2 separate regions of the Homo sapiens genome follow, and region 1 is linked to region 2. A link is a contact called in ENCODE Hi-C or POLR2A ChIA-PET data. All regions are on one chromosome and are shown on one strand. Each heading gives the region's core, a stretch centred on a gene start or an enhancer-like site at or near the end of the contact. The rest is flanking DNA. Distances are from core to core; before and after follow the strand shown. Region 1 has its middle 21 kb from the start of PDGFA-DT. Region 2 overlaps LOC105375118 (a long non-coding RNA gene).

Region 1 (6,004 bases), core at 278-2,777, 210 kb after region 2:
ATGGAGAGGGCTGGGAACAGCGCTGGGCACAGGAAGCACCAGGAAATCGACTCCCCCACCAGGCTGTGGCCCTCACTCACACGCCCCCCTCCCTCCACGCCTGGCCGCCGGCCTTGGGTGCAGGGAACACACCCACCCCAGCTCCGTGGTTGTGGGCGGCCCGGCCAGGCCCTGCTTAGGTTCTGGGGTGCACTGCAGGGGTGCACAGCAGGAGTGCGCTGCGGTGGATCAGGGCCGTGGAGGGCCCAGCCTGGGGCTGACCTGACCAGAGCCCAGGGGAGCCGGGGTCCCTGGAGGAGGGCGCCCCTGGTCCAGGGGCTGCAGAGGAATCTGAGGCGGCTTCCAGGAGGAGGTGGCATTTGAATCCAGCCTTGAAAGACAGCAGCAGCTGTCCCAGGCCTGGAATTTCCTCTTCCCATGCAGCCAGGCCCCACCCCTCTTATCTGCCTCCTCGGGGAGCTGGATCCCAGGGACCTTCCCGAGAAGGGCAGCCCAGCCTGGCCCCACCCCACCCCAAGGCCGCAGGCTGTGTCACCCGCCTGGAATGCACTTTCCAGTCCTCCCCTCCCTCCCCCATGCCAGCCCTTCACTTCCTGACCCAGCCGGCCAGGCCAGCCCCCAGGCCTCAGAAAATCTGGGGGCCCCCCCGGGCCTGTCACCCCAGAAAGGTGGGGGGAAGGGGGCACCCCCTAGACAGGAGGAAGGAGCTCCTGAGAGTCTCACCTTACAACCTCCCCATGGGGACAGCAAGCCCTCAGTGTCCCCTCCTAGGCCCCCAAGGAAGCCAGACTTGCTGAGAGGAACACAACTCACACATCCCCCCAGGGCCCCCACTTCCTCACCAACCCAATGGGGGCTCTAGGGGCGTCAGCATCCTGCGGTTTCTTAAAGACGCTGGCGACCCTCCTTCACTCCGGTGGCTCCTCCAAGCCTCTCTACAGCCCAACTGGACAGATGGGCATGGCCCCAAGGTGTTTCGAGCCAGCCAGAGTCCAGAGCTGGGGTCCCCTCTCGGGCACAGTTGCCCGCCCTACCCTTTCCTTCCCCATCCCTCAGACTGGTAGGGTCCCAGGAGCCGGCCTGGAGGTCAGACCAGGAATGCCCAGAAGCCAGTGGAGTCAGCAGGGCTCTGAGCATTCCCCACACGGGACCCTGCCTGCCACATAGGACCCCGCCTGCCACACAGTCACCTCCCCAGGCCCTGAGCTCAGAGCAGTTGCCCTCTGTCGCCTGCACAGGGGGTCCTGTCTGCCTCCCCTGGACTTGGAAGGACCCTTCCAGCTGGCGGGGGGCTCCCGTTTGGGGACAAGTGCCTCAGCTACGCCGGTGGAGCCTTGGTGAGGAACCCCTGTGCCCCCACTCACTGCGGGCAGAGGCACCACCTCTGGGGGCCGGTGTGAAGCCAGACTCCTAGCCAGCCCTGCAGCCTGTCCCAGGGGCCAGTAGAACCGGGAGGGGGCCGGGTGTGTAACTGCCTCCTGAGGCCGGCGAGTAGATTCCTGAGGCTCAGGGCGGTGCCCTCCTCTACCTGCCCACACACTCCAAGGGAGCTTCAGTCCCCACCTGCCAGCTGGAACAGGGGCTCCCTGAGGGCCCGAGTCCCCAACGCTAACACAGGAGGCACCAGGGAGCGTCTGCGGAATTAAACCAACACTCTGTGTGCACGTCACACGTTTAGCGGACACAGGCCCAGGCTCCCTACACTGGGGTCCCCGCCCCTGCTCTCCGGCGTTCCGAGCCTAGACGTGGAGGTGAACAGACACGTGGCCTCCTGCGCCGGGGGTGGGGTGGGGTGGGGTGGGGTGGGGTGGGGTGGGGTGGGGTGGGTGGTGAGGGGGTGTGCAGGGCTGCCTGGATGCACTCGGCCTAACGGCCCGGGAAGAGCCTGGGGCCTGAGAATTCCAGCCACCACCACCCCAGGGGTGCCGCCCACTGCTCACAGGGCCACCCACACCTCTAGCCACCTCATCGGGCCTCCAGGCGGCTGCCCTGTGTGGTGTGGGGGGACTCCCAGAGGGAGTGAGCCCGCCCTCCTAGGAGAAGCCTGGCCAGGTTCCAGTGGGGTGGTGGCCCGGCCCATAAACAGGAGGGGTTTATGGCCCAGTGACAGGCAAAACTGGTGGGGCAAGCCCAGGCTAGATCCCAACCCTGAGCCAAGGACAAGAGGATTCCAGAGTGGGAGCAGGAAGGCAGGGGTCCGTGGAACCAGCCTGCTCCCCTGCTCCCTACGGGCCTCCTCCACCCTATCTCAGGGACCCAGGCCCCAGTCCCAGAGCACCCAGGGGCCACCCCCACCCCGTCCCTGGCCAAGCCTCACCCCCTCCAGAGCGGCCTGTCACCACCTCGGGGTGGGAGCAGCCTCTCTGCTCTCCATCAATGCGGAGAGTTGATACCAGGGTTGTCTACCTTCATGAAAGTTACTTGTTGTGATTTCTTCGGCCTACAGAAAAATATAAACGTGGGCTCCTAGGAGCACCAGCACATGACCAGGACCTCGTCCTTCTAAAGCGTGTAAAGTTTGCTTTACTGTATTGACAGCAACAATAATCAGACCAAAAGCAAGATGACAAGACTCCTTCTCACTCGGGTAGTTCGGAGGAGCAAAGTGTGAGAGGCCCAGCGGGGCTGCAGCCTCAGCTCTGATACCCCAGCCAGACCCGCTGTCTCCCAGACTCAGTTTCCCCACCCCGCCTAAGGTCTCCGGGGCTCCTCCGCGCAGCGATTCCATTCCTTCTGACCCAGGCTGCCTCTGCAAGAGTCCCGTCTGGGTTTAGAGTTGGTCGTACATTCATTCATCCAACATCTGAGTGTTCCCTGTGTGCATGGCGCACAGTGTGGCCAGACACACACTCTGGTGTAGAGGAACCAGCCGGCCTGTGCCCGTATCATGAACGCCGTAGCCTGTCCCTGGGACTAGACAGCCAATCAGGCGTTGTGCGCAGCATAACTAGCTTGATGCCTGCTGACCCCCAGCCAGAGCTCACCTGGGTCAAGAGTTCCTGGACCCTGGAAGGTGTGGTGGTTTGAAAACAGGACCACCAGTCCCTTGATCTCTCACATCAGCAAGTGGGGGTCTGTGTCCCCCTGGATCCAGGCAGGCTGTCTCATCATCAACCACAGACTGTGCTGGAAACAATGCTCTGTGGCCTCTGAGACTCGGTCGCAAATGGCCACGCAGCTCACACCCTGCCTGCTGGAACAGGGGCTCCCTGAGGGCCCGAGTCCCCAACGCTAACAGCTGGCTGGAACCAGCTGGCTTTTGGAGCCCTCAGACGTCTCGAGGGAAATCTAGCTCCACTAGAGCCACCATGCTGGGAGGAAGCCCAAGCCACACAGGATGTAGGCGCCGCCCCACCCAACCCCAGGGAGCCCGCTGAGCCCCCCACCCCCACCTGCAGGGAGCTTGCTGAGCCCCCTCCCCCACTCCCAGGGAGCCCGCTGAGCCCCCCACCCCCACCCCACCCACAGGAAGCCCACTGAGCGCCCCCACCCACCCCGACACCCAGGGAGCCCGCTGAGCCCCCTACCCCACCCCCAGGGAGTCTGCTGAGCCCAGACCCCAAGCATCACGGAGCACACAAGCGCCACTCACCGGGCCCTGTCTGAGGTCTGCAGGGCAGCATCCGTAGTGAACATGAGGCGTCTGTTTCGTGCCACCACGTTTTGGAGTGTGATGCACACAGCAATCACCCGACAGATCGAGGAAGGGCCACAGGACAGGCTGCGTCCATGGAGACGTTTGCCGCTTTTCCAAAACTGGGGGCCGCTGAGAGGCACCTGGGCGTCCCTCGTCAGGGAGTTCTCGGGGCCAGCCACAGGTGGGGAGACGCTTGGCTTAGGTAATAGGAGGATAGGAGAGGAGGCCTCACTTCCAGCTGCTGTGCTCAGGGTGGGGCACGCAGAGGCCTTGAAGAGTAGGAGCAGGCAGTATTCCAGGATGACTGCAGGCCCACCGGGCCCACTGGGAGCTGAAGGACATGGCGCACACAGCAGAAGCTCCGGGAGGCACATGCCGGACGTGGGGAGGGCCCAGTTCCCATCACTGTTGGGTGTGACAGAGACGTCATACGCGACAGCAGCTCCACAGCCGTGAATGTCCTCTGCACCAGACCCCATTCAACCAGCTCCACCTACACAGTCTCGCGTCAGCTCACCCCCAACCCCACGCAACCAGCTTCACCTGCGCAGTCTCGCGTCAGCTCACTTCCAACCCCCTGCAACCAGCTTCACCTGCGCAGTCTCGCGTCAGCTCACCTCCAACCCCACGCAACCAGCTTCACCTGCGCAGTCTCGCTTCACCCTCACCTCCAACCCCCTGCAACCAGCTTCACCTGCGCAGTCTCGCGTCACGCTCACCTCCAACCCCCTGCAACCAGCTTCACCTGCGCAGTCTCGCGTCAGCTCACCTCCAACCCCCTGCAACCAGCTTCACCTGCGCAGTCTTGCTTCACTCTCACCTCCAACCCCACGGGGCAAACATTATGACCCCACTTTAGAGATGAGCAGTGTCAGAGGAGTTAAGGAACGTGCCTGGGGCCACACAGCAAGGAAGAGCTGGGACTAGGGTTTGAGGCACGTTAGGTGACCGTGTAATTCTCTGCTTTACCCAGCACAGCGCACGCCAGCCAGCCCGGGCAGGGCCGCAGCATCCCAGGCCGGGGATCGCCAGGCTCCTTTTCAAGTGCATTTCTGAGATACAACAGTCAATTTCCCCAACTGCGCAAGTGAAAACAATGTTTGGCTAAGGAGGCTGGTGAGGGGCTGACAGTCTTAATTCTAAGGGACGTCTCCAGCGGTGACACGGGGCTCCGTCCCCAAGCAGACCCCCTGCTGGGATCAGTGGAACCCGACCCAGTGACCTTCTGCCTGGCTGAAGAAAGCCCTATGGGTGGATTATACAACGCGCTGCGTGCCTGCAAGATCTGACTGTAAAGCTGTTCCCATGAGCAGCCTCTGAGAGCCTTCGTGGCCCCCAAGCAGGCCAGGGGCAGGCCCAGACTGAGGGGTGAGGGGAAGGCCTCCCTGCACTTGGTGGAGAAGTTAGAACCAGACGAGAGGAACCCTCGAGGAAGGGAAATCCTTTGACCAACTGGAGGTGGAGCTCGGGTAGGAAAGTTAGTCACCAGCCGCCTAATTTGGTCACATTCCAGGAGGCAAGAGCGGCCCAAGAGGGGAGAGAGAGGTCAGCGTGGCTGGTAGCTCTGGAAGGGGCAAGGATGAGCTGGACTCTGACGAGGCCAGGGCAGGCCCACAGCCCATCTGGACCGGGGAGTCTCCTAGGCCAGAGCCCTTGGGGCCGAATGGAGCTCCGAAGGGTGGGGCCCAGGATCCCGGAGCCACCCCTGCCGAGGGCCTCCTGGCCCGACCTCCAGACATGAAATCACCCCCAAGTCCCAGGCCCCATATGGCAGGGCCTGCCTGTCTCCCCAGCGTGGCAGCCGGGGGGCCCGGGAGGAAACTGCCTGGCCTCAAAGTGAGTCACCCCCGCCGGCTGATTCAGCCACCCTGAGCCAGGGGAGGTGAGGCCGGGACTGTCCGTGGTCTGGAGGGGCCTCGGCCAAGCCCAGTCCCCAGAGGCCAGCTCACCCCAGCAGGGCGCGTGGGCCGGTGCCACTGTTCAGCCTGGGACCCCTGCCGAGCCTCTTACGGCCAGTAATTAGCTCATTCCACCAACAGCCTGGATGGGTCGTGACACCCATCTTACAGACGGGAAAGCTGAGGCCCTGAGAGGTCCAGGCTTGGGGTCCATATCGGGCAGGGCTGGGCAGCCCCAGGCAAAGCCCCTGCATCTAGAATAGTGACAGGAGCCTACAGTCACCTGCTGGCTTCTGGACCCAACAGAAAGTCCACCCTGCTTGGAATCCTTTGGCTAGAATTCCAGCCTCTGGAAAACTGTCTTTCTGGGGAAAGCTAGGCCACCTCCCAACTGCCAGGAATGTGTGAAAGGGGCTCAGACTGTAAAAGGAATCGGAATGAGTGAACAAATGAAGGAATGAACTAATGA
Region 2 (5,809 bases), core at 1,395-3,894:
TGCAGCGCACACACCACCAAGATGGTCATCTCATTTTGGCCAAGAGCATGAGGAAACATGTGGTCCCTGTTAGGGGAGGACCTCAGGTGTGGCCCTCCTCACCTCAGCCAGGGGGCCGAGCAGGAGCTGTGAGACAGGGTCCTGCCCAGTCTCCCCGCACCCACCTTGCCCTTTGCATGCAGCTCTGGCGCACAGGCAGCCAGGATGAGTCCTTTCAGCAGGCGCTTTGAATCTCATAGCCACTGTCCTTCCCGTCCACCTGGCCCATCCCGGCCCGCCAGGCACCTGCACTGTCGGGTCTCTGCCGGCCTCTATGCCTGGCTCTTCACTCTGCCCACTGGCTGCCCCATGGTGGCCACAGCGACATCTCCCAGCCCAGCCAGGGGCTCTTCTTATGAGAGACTGATAGGAAGGTGGGGTCCAGGCCCCTGCCCTGGCCTCCAGGGTGGGCTTGTGGCAACGGCAGAAACCATCTGCGTGACTTGTGGGGTCTGAAGTCACGGGAGGCGTCGGTGTCAGCCTGGTCTCTGGGAACAGGCACGTGCAACCCCGAGCTGTCCAGTTAGCCGTCTGGATGCTCCGAGGCCACCGTGCTGTGAAACTATCGCACGTGGAGAAGCCCTGAGACCATGGGGAGAGAGAGAGATGCCCGCCTGCCCGCCACGGCTCCCAGGCAGAGCCTTGGCTCATTCTAATCTCTCTGCCTGGACCTCTCCTCCCCGCTGTCTCCACGCGGCCGGCCCCTTTGCATTCTTCACCTCTCTGCTCAGATGCCACCTCCCCTTCATATCACCCTCTGTGAGGGAAACGCCGGCCCCATGGTCCCCCACAACTCCCTCCCTCAATGTCCCGTTCATTCCCTCTTGTGGGGTGATGCTGGTCACAATTCACGCTCCCATATTCACTTGCTGACTTGGGTATTGTCTGCTTCCCCAGCCAGAACATGGTTTCCCACACCTGCCTGGTTCTCTGTTGCTTGCCCGGGGTGCCTGGTACGCAGGACACGCTCAGGATCATGGCCCACTGCCCCGCTGCCCGGACAGGTGCGTAGAGGGATGGTGGCCATTCCCCTCCGCCTCTGTTTCTGTTGAAGACTCTCCTACCCAAGGTTTTACCCTTGAAGGAAATCTTTGCCACTTCGTTGGGCCAGTAAAATGTCATTTTTTTTTAAGTACTGGAGAGGAGGGTATGTTTTTCCTGTGTTCATCGTGGGTGTTCCTTTTTTCTCTTAGAAATTGCTTGGCCAGTCCTCTGCCCATGTTCCTGTCGGCCACAGTCCCCTTTCAACCCACCCTGCTGCCACCCGGAAGGCCTGAACGCCAGCGCCCGTGATGACCTCGGTGCCTGCCCCTCACCTGGGGCCGCCCACCTGTCCCCACCCAGGCTGTGTCTTTGTGTCTCTCTATGTCTTTTTCAATCAATTTTGAACAACTTAAAAGCGAGGATTGATTGAATCTTCTACTCTCTTGTCCCTGCAACACCCAACATGGCAGCTTCATTCCGACAATATTGTGAGGACGATATAGAGGCTCAGTAAGCACTTGCTATTTGCTCGGTTGGTTGGTTAACTTCGTTTAGTTTCCCGTAGCTCTGGCCTCAGTTAGCAAAGTTAATGACATTAAATAGCATATTTTAGCAGTAGCAAAAACAACAAACTTCTAGGAATAAGCCTAATAAGAAATATGCAGGACATCGGTCGGGCGTGGTGGCTCACACCTGTAGTCCCAGCACTTTGTGAGGTCGAGGCAGGCGGATCACCTGAGGTCAGGAGTTCAAGACCAACCTGGCCAACATGGTGAAACCCCATCTCTACTAAAAATACAAAAATCATCCGGGCGTGGTGGCATGCGCCTGTAATCCCAGCTACTGGGGAGACTGAGGCAGGAGAATCACTTGAATGAGGGAGGTGGAGGTTGCAGTGAGCCGAGGTTGTGCCACTGCACTCCAGCCTTGGAGACAGAGTGAGACTCCATCTAAAAAAAAAGAAAGAAAGAAAAGAAATATGCAAGACATACATTTAAAAATATTAAAATACTGCAAGCCAAAGTTAACAGATAGCCAACCAACTGAGGAAGAGGTATTAGCAACTCATACGGTAGACAAGATGCTACTTTCCCAAATACATTTAAAAAAACCCTCCTGAAAACAATGAGATAAAGACCAGCAAACTCATCAAAACATGAGTAAAGAACTTAAATGGGCAACTGGCTTTTTTTTTTTTTTTGACAGAGTCTCGCTCTGTCGCCCAGACTGGGGGGCAGTGGACCAATCTCGGCTCACTGCAAGCTCCACCTCCCGGGTTCACACCATTCTCCTGCCTCAGCCTCCCGAGTAGCTGGGACTACATGTTCCCGCCACCACGCCCGGCTAATATTTTGTATTTTTAGTAGAGACGGAGTTTCACCGTGTTAGCCAGGATGGTCTCAATCTCCCAACCTCGTGATCCACCCGTCTTGGCCTCCCAAAGTGCTGGGATTACAGGCGTGAGCCACAGCGCCGGCCGGCAACTGGCATTTTAACACATAGAAAGACACCCAACCACACTGGTAACAAGGAAACACAAATTGAAACTAAATGGAGGTTCCATTTTATGACGGGTCAGACTGGCAAAAAGCAAAATGCCAGGCAACCCTCAATGTTGACAGACTTGTGGGGAAGCAGGCGCTCTCGTACATAGCTGATGAAAGGACAAGTTAGCACAACGTTTATGGCCACGAAGTTGGCAACATCAATAAAAATGTAAATGCATCTGCCCTTTGGCCCGGCAATTCTGCTTATCCTATAGATACCATTGCGCACAGGTGAGGCCGTCTATGTGTGAAATTACTCACTGCAGCATTATTTACAATGGCCTAAAAGCCCGTTGATAAGAGGTTGTTATATAAATCATAATAGATCCATAAAGTGAAACACAACTGTAAGAAAAACGAGGAGGCTGGGCACAGTGGCTCACACCTGCAATCCCAGCACTTCGGGAGGCCTAGGCGGAACGCTGGGCAACATGACGAGACACCGTCTCTACAAAAATAAATTAACCGGGCATGGTGGTGTACACCTGTGCTCCCAGATACTCAAGAGGCTGAGGCGGCAGGATGGCTTCAGCCCAGGACGTTGAGGCTGCAGTGAGCTGTGACCGCATCACTGCACTCCAGCCTGGGCAAAAGAGAAAGACCCTGTCAAAAAACAAAAAAATAAAAAGGAGTCCACTTTTGGCTTCCATCAACCAGGTTGGAGAAAACAAATGACCACATGTGTCTCAATGTGTCAGAGAGTTACCAAGGCAGCCAGGACCTGAAGGCCCAAGACATTGTGGGGGAGGGAAACGCGTTGAGGTGACCCGAACTTCTGCACCCTTTGGGGCAACCGCAAACTCATAACTGGCATGAGCAGAGATGCTGAGAAGCTGAGCAGGGAGGTCTGCTGAGAATCCGAGAAGCTCAGAGGAGCTTTCAACACTGTCGTGCCAGCAGGAAGACGAGAATCAGAGTGCAGGACTGCTCACACAGCCAGGGCTTGGAGAGACAAGATCCCGGGGAGAGGAAAGGATCCCAACAGTCCAGGGTGTCTGTTTGCAAGCAGCACAGGGTGAGCGCAGAGGGGCTGAGCAGAGGCTGCTAGGAATCTAAGCAGAACTGCGGGAGCCCTGCAGTGCCGGAGAGGGAAAGACGGGCTCAGACCTGTCATGCCAGAGGATCCCTCGGAAGCACCTGAAGCTTTCATATGGACCCCTGAAGGACAACCTCTCCTCTCAACTCTAGATTTAAATCCAAGAGGTTTCTTGAGCTTGAAGTCCAGCAGGCATCTCAGCCAGGACATGCTCAGAACAAACTCCCCATTGTCCTCCCTGCACTGCCCTTCCCCACTCCCCACTGGGTCAGCGTGGCCTCATCCCTCTAGCTAGTTAGGCGAGACCCTGGGCTCAGCCCAGACTCTCCTTTCCTCTCATCCCCACGCTGAATCTGTCAGCAACTCTTGTTGGCTTCACCTTCAAAACATACCTGGAATCAGACCCCTTCTCCCCACTTCAGCACCATCCTTTGGCCCAAGCAACCATGTCCTCTCCCCCGTCCCCCGGCACTAGTACCCAAGCCACCATTTCCTTCTTTCTGCATTGGTATAATAGCTGTCCGGCTGGTATCTCAACATCCACTTGGTCCCGAGAGACACACCACCTGCAAAAGTAAAATCATTGTGCTGACACTGACAGCAAAGCCCAAAACCCTTAGAGTGACCCACAGGATCCAACCTTAGAGTGACCCACAAGATCCTATATTATATCCTCTCTCAACTGTTTTTAATGAAACTTTTATTTTAGATTTTATGTTTAGATTTTTTTTTTTTTTTGAGACGAAATTTCACTCTTGTCACCCAGGCTGGAGTGCAATGGCTCAATCTAGGCTCACTGCAACCTCCACCTCCTAGGTTCAAGCAATTCTCCTGCCTCAGCCTCCCGAGTAGCTGGGATTACAGGTGCCTGCCACCATGCCCAACTAATTTTTTTTGTATTTTTAGTAGAGACGGGGTTTCACCATCTTGGCCAGGCTGGTCTTGAACTCTTGACCTCAAGTGATCCACCGGATTTTATGTTTAGATTTACAGCAAACTTGTGGAGATAGCACAGACAGTTAGGTCTACCCTGCACCTGGCTTCCTCCATTCCTGGCATCCTACCCGAGGACAGGGCACTCGTCACATTAAGGATGCAATACTGGCACACCAGCATTAACTAAACTAGACCTTTATTTGGATTTCATTACTTTTTCCCCACTGGGTTCCTTGCGATTTCCAAACCTGCCTGTGACTGAACTATTGGTTAATGAAACTATTTATTTTTTAAAAGTATTTCTTAATCCCACCTGGCCCAGGAGTGGACACAAACCCGTGAGTCAGGTTCCGGGACTCACAGGTCCCCATCTGAGACACATGACGTAGAGAGTGCCGGGGAGGTCAGGCCGCTGCCGCTGTGTGTTTCAGGGTTGGGGGCTGCCCTCCGGGGTGCCAGGAGCTCCTGTGTGTACACTGGGCAGGACAGAGGGCGGGTGGTGAGGTGCTGTGCCTGGGAGCTTGTCCAGGCCCGATGGCTTTTCTGCAGGCTGGCTGAGGAGCTAATTATCGAGGCGGCGGACCGAGGGTGTTTGCCTCTTGACCTTTTGTGATGCCGCCTGTCGAAGCACGCTTGGCCTCTTCCCAGGGGAAATGCTATCCGAAGTGCGAAGTTGCCCACCGCTGGGGTAAGGGGAGAGGGCGCCGCAATCACCCAGCCCTGACCTGGAATGATCATTTCCTGGTGTGGTGTGGCCGTCCCGTGGATGCTGACAGCCCCAGGGGCAGGGGTGAGCGGGCTGGGGGCTCTGCCGGCAGGTGCCAGGGCAGGGGTGGGCGGGCTGGGCCCTCCCACCGGGCGCCGGGGTCTCCCTGGTCCACACACCCTCGCCTAGCCTCAGACCGCCAGGGCTGGAACTGTGCAGGCTGCGGACTCCAACAAGAACACCCAGTGGAGGGCCTGGGGAGAGGCTTGGAGGCGCTGAACCCAGTCCCGTGCCCCCACCCCAGGAGAGGGCTCCTTCGTCTCCACGTGGCCTCGGGCCCTGCAGGTCCCCCGAGGGCGCAGCCGCCAGCAGGGGGCGCCTTTCTCTAACCTCCCGGGGAAGCGCAGGTGCCGCCCGCACCTCAGACAGCGCTGCCGCCCGCGCCCGCCCTGCGCCGTTCCGTTTGCTCCGGTGTCCCCCAGCTTGGGAGCGGGGCCCCCCAGCCCTGGTTTGAGGCATGACGTTGGTAGGAAGAGCCCCTTCCGTGGAGCGCGGGGCCCG

Evidence for each region. Hi-C counts contacts between places; a loop is a spot of excess contacts on that map. ChIA-PET counts read pairs that join two places held with the same protein, here RNA polymerase II (POLR2A). Pooled maps may share reads with other maps.
Region 1: a pooled map shows a loop between it and region 2 (3-fold over the local background). The contact joins two enhancer-like sites. A Hi-C loop is called at or near these places in 2 of 168 maps with a recorded cell type or tissue (PC-9 and ovary) and 2 of 50 pooled maps. POLR2A ChIA-PET finds 5 or more read pairs at or near these places in 5 of 52 experiments (A549, CD4-positive, alpha-beta T cell, H1 and 2 more).

Annotation. Positions count from the first base shown.
Region 1 is chr7:537,909-543,912 of GRCh38, forward strand. No RefSeq gene overlaps it. Among named protein-coding and RNA genes, the nearest start is that of PDGFA-DT, 21 kb to the left of the region's middle. RefSeq lists enhancers at 754-1,697, 1,698-2,639. Within about 2 kb of position 1,528, at least 18 of the 41 ENCODE cell types and tissues checked have a DNase peak (open chromatin) inside an H3K27ac peak, as active enhancers do.
Region 2 is chr7:327,192-333,000 of GRCh38, forward strand. It overlaps LOC105375118 (a long non-coding RNA gene), which reads right to left. Exons shown (of 3, transcript XR_926965.4): 2 at 4,856-5,018; 3 at 2,436-4,172. Among named protein-coding and RNA genes, the nearest start is that of FOXL3-OT1, 39 kb to the left of the region's middle. RefSeq lists a silencer at 5,545-5,734. Within about 2 kb of position 2,645, at least 3 of the 41 ENCODE cell types and tissues checked have a DNase peak (open chromatin) inside an H3K27ac peak, as active enhancers do.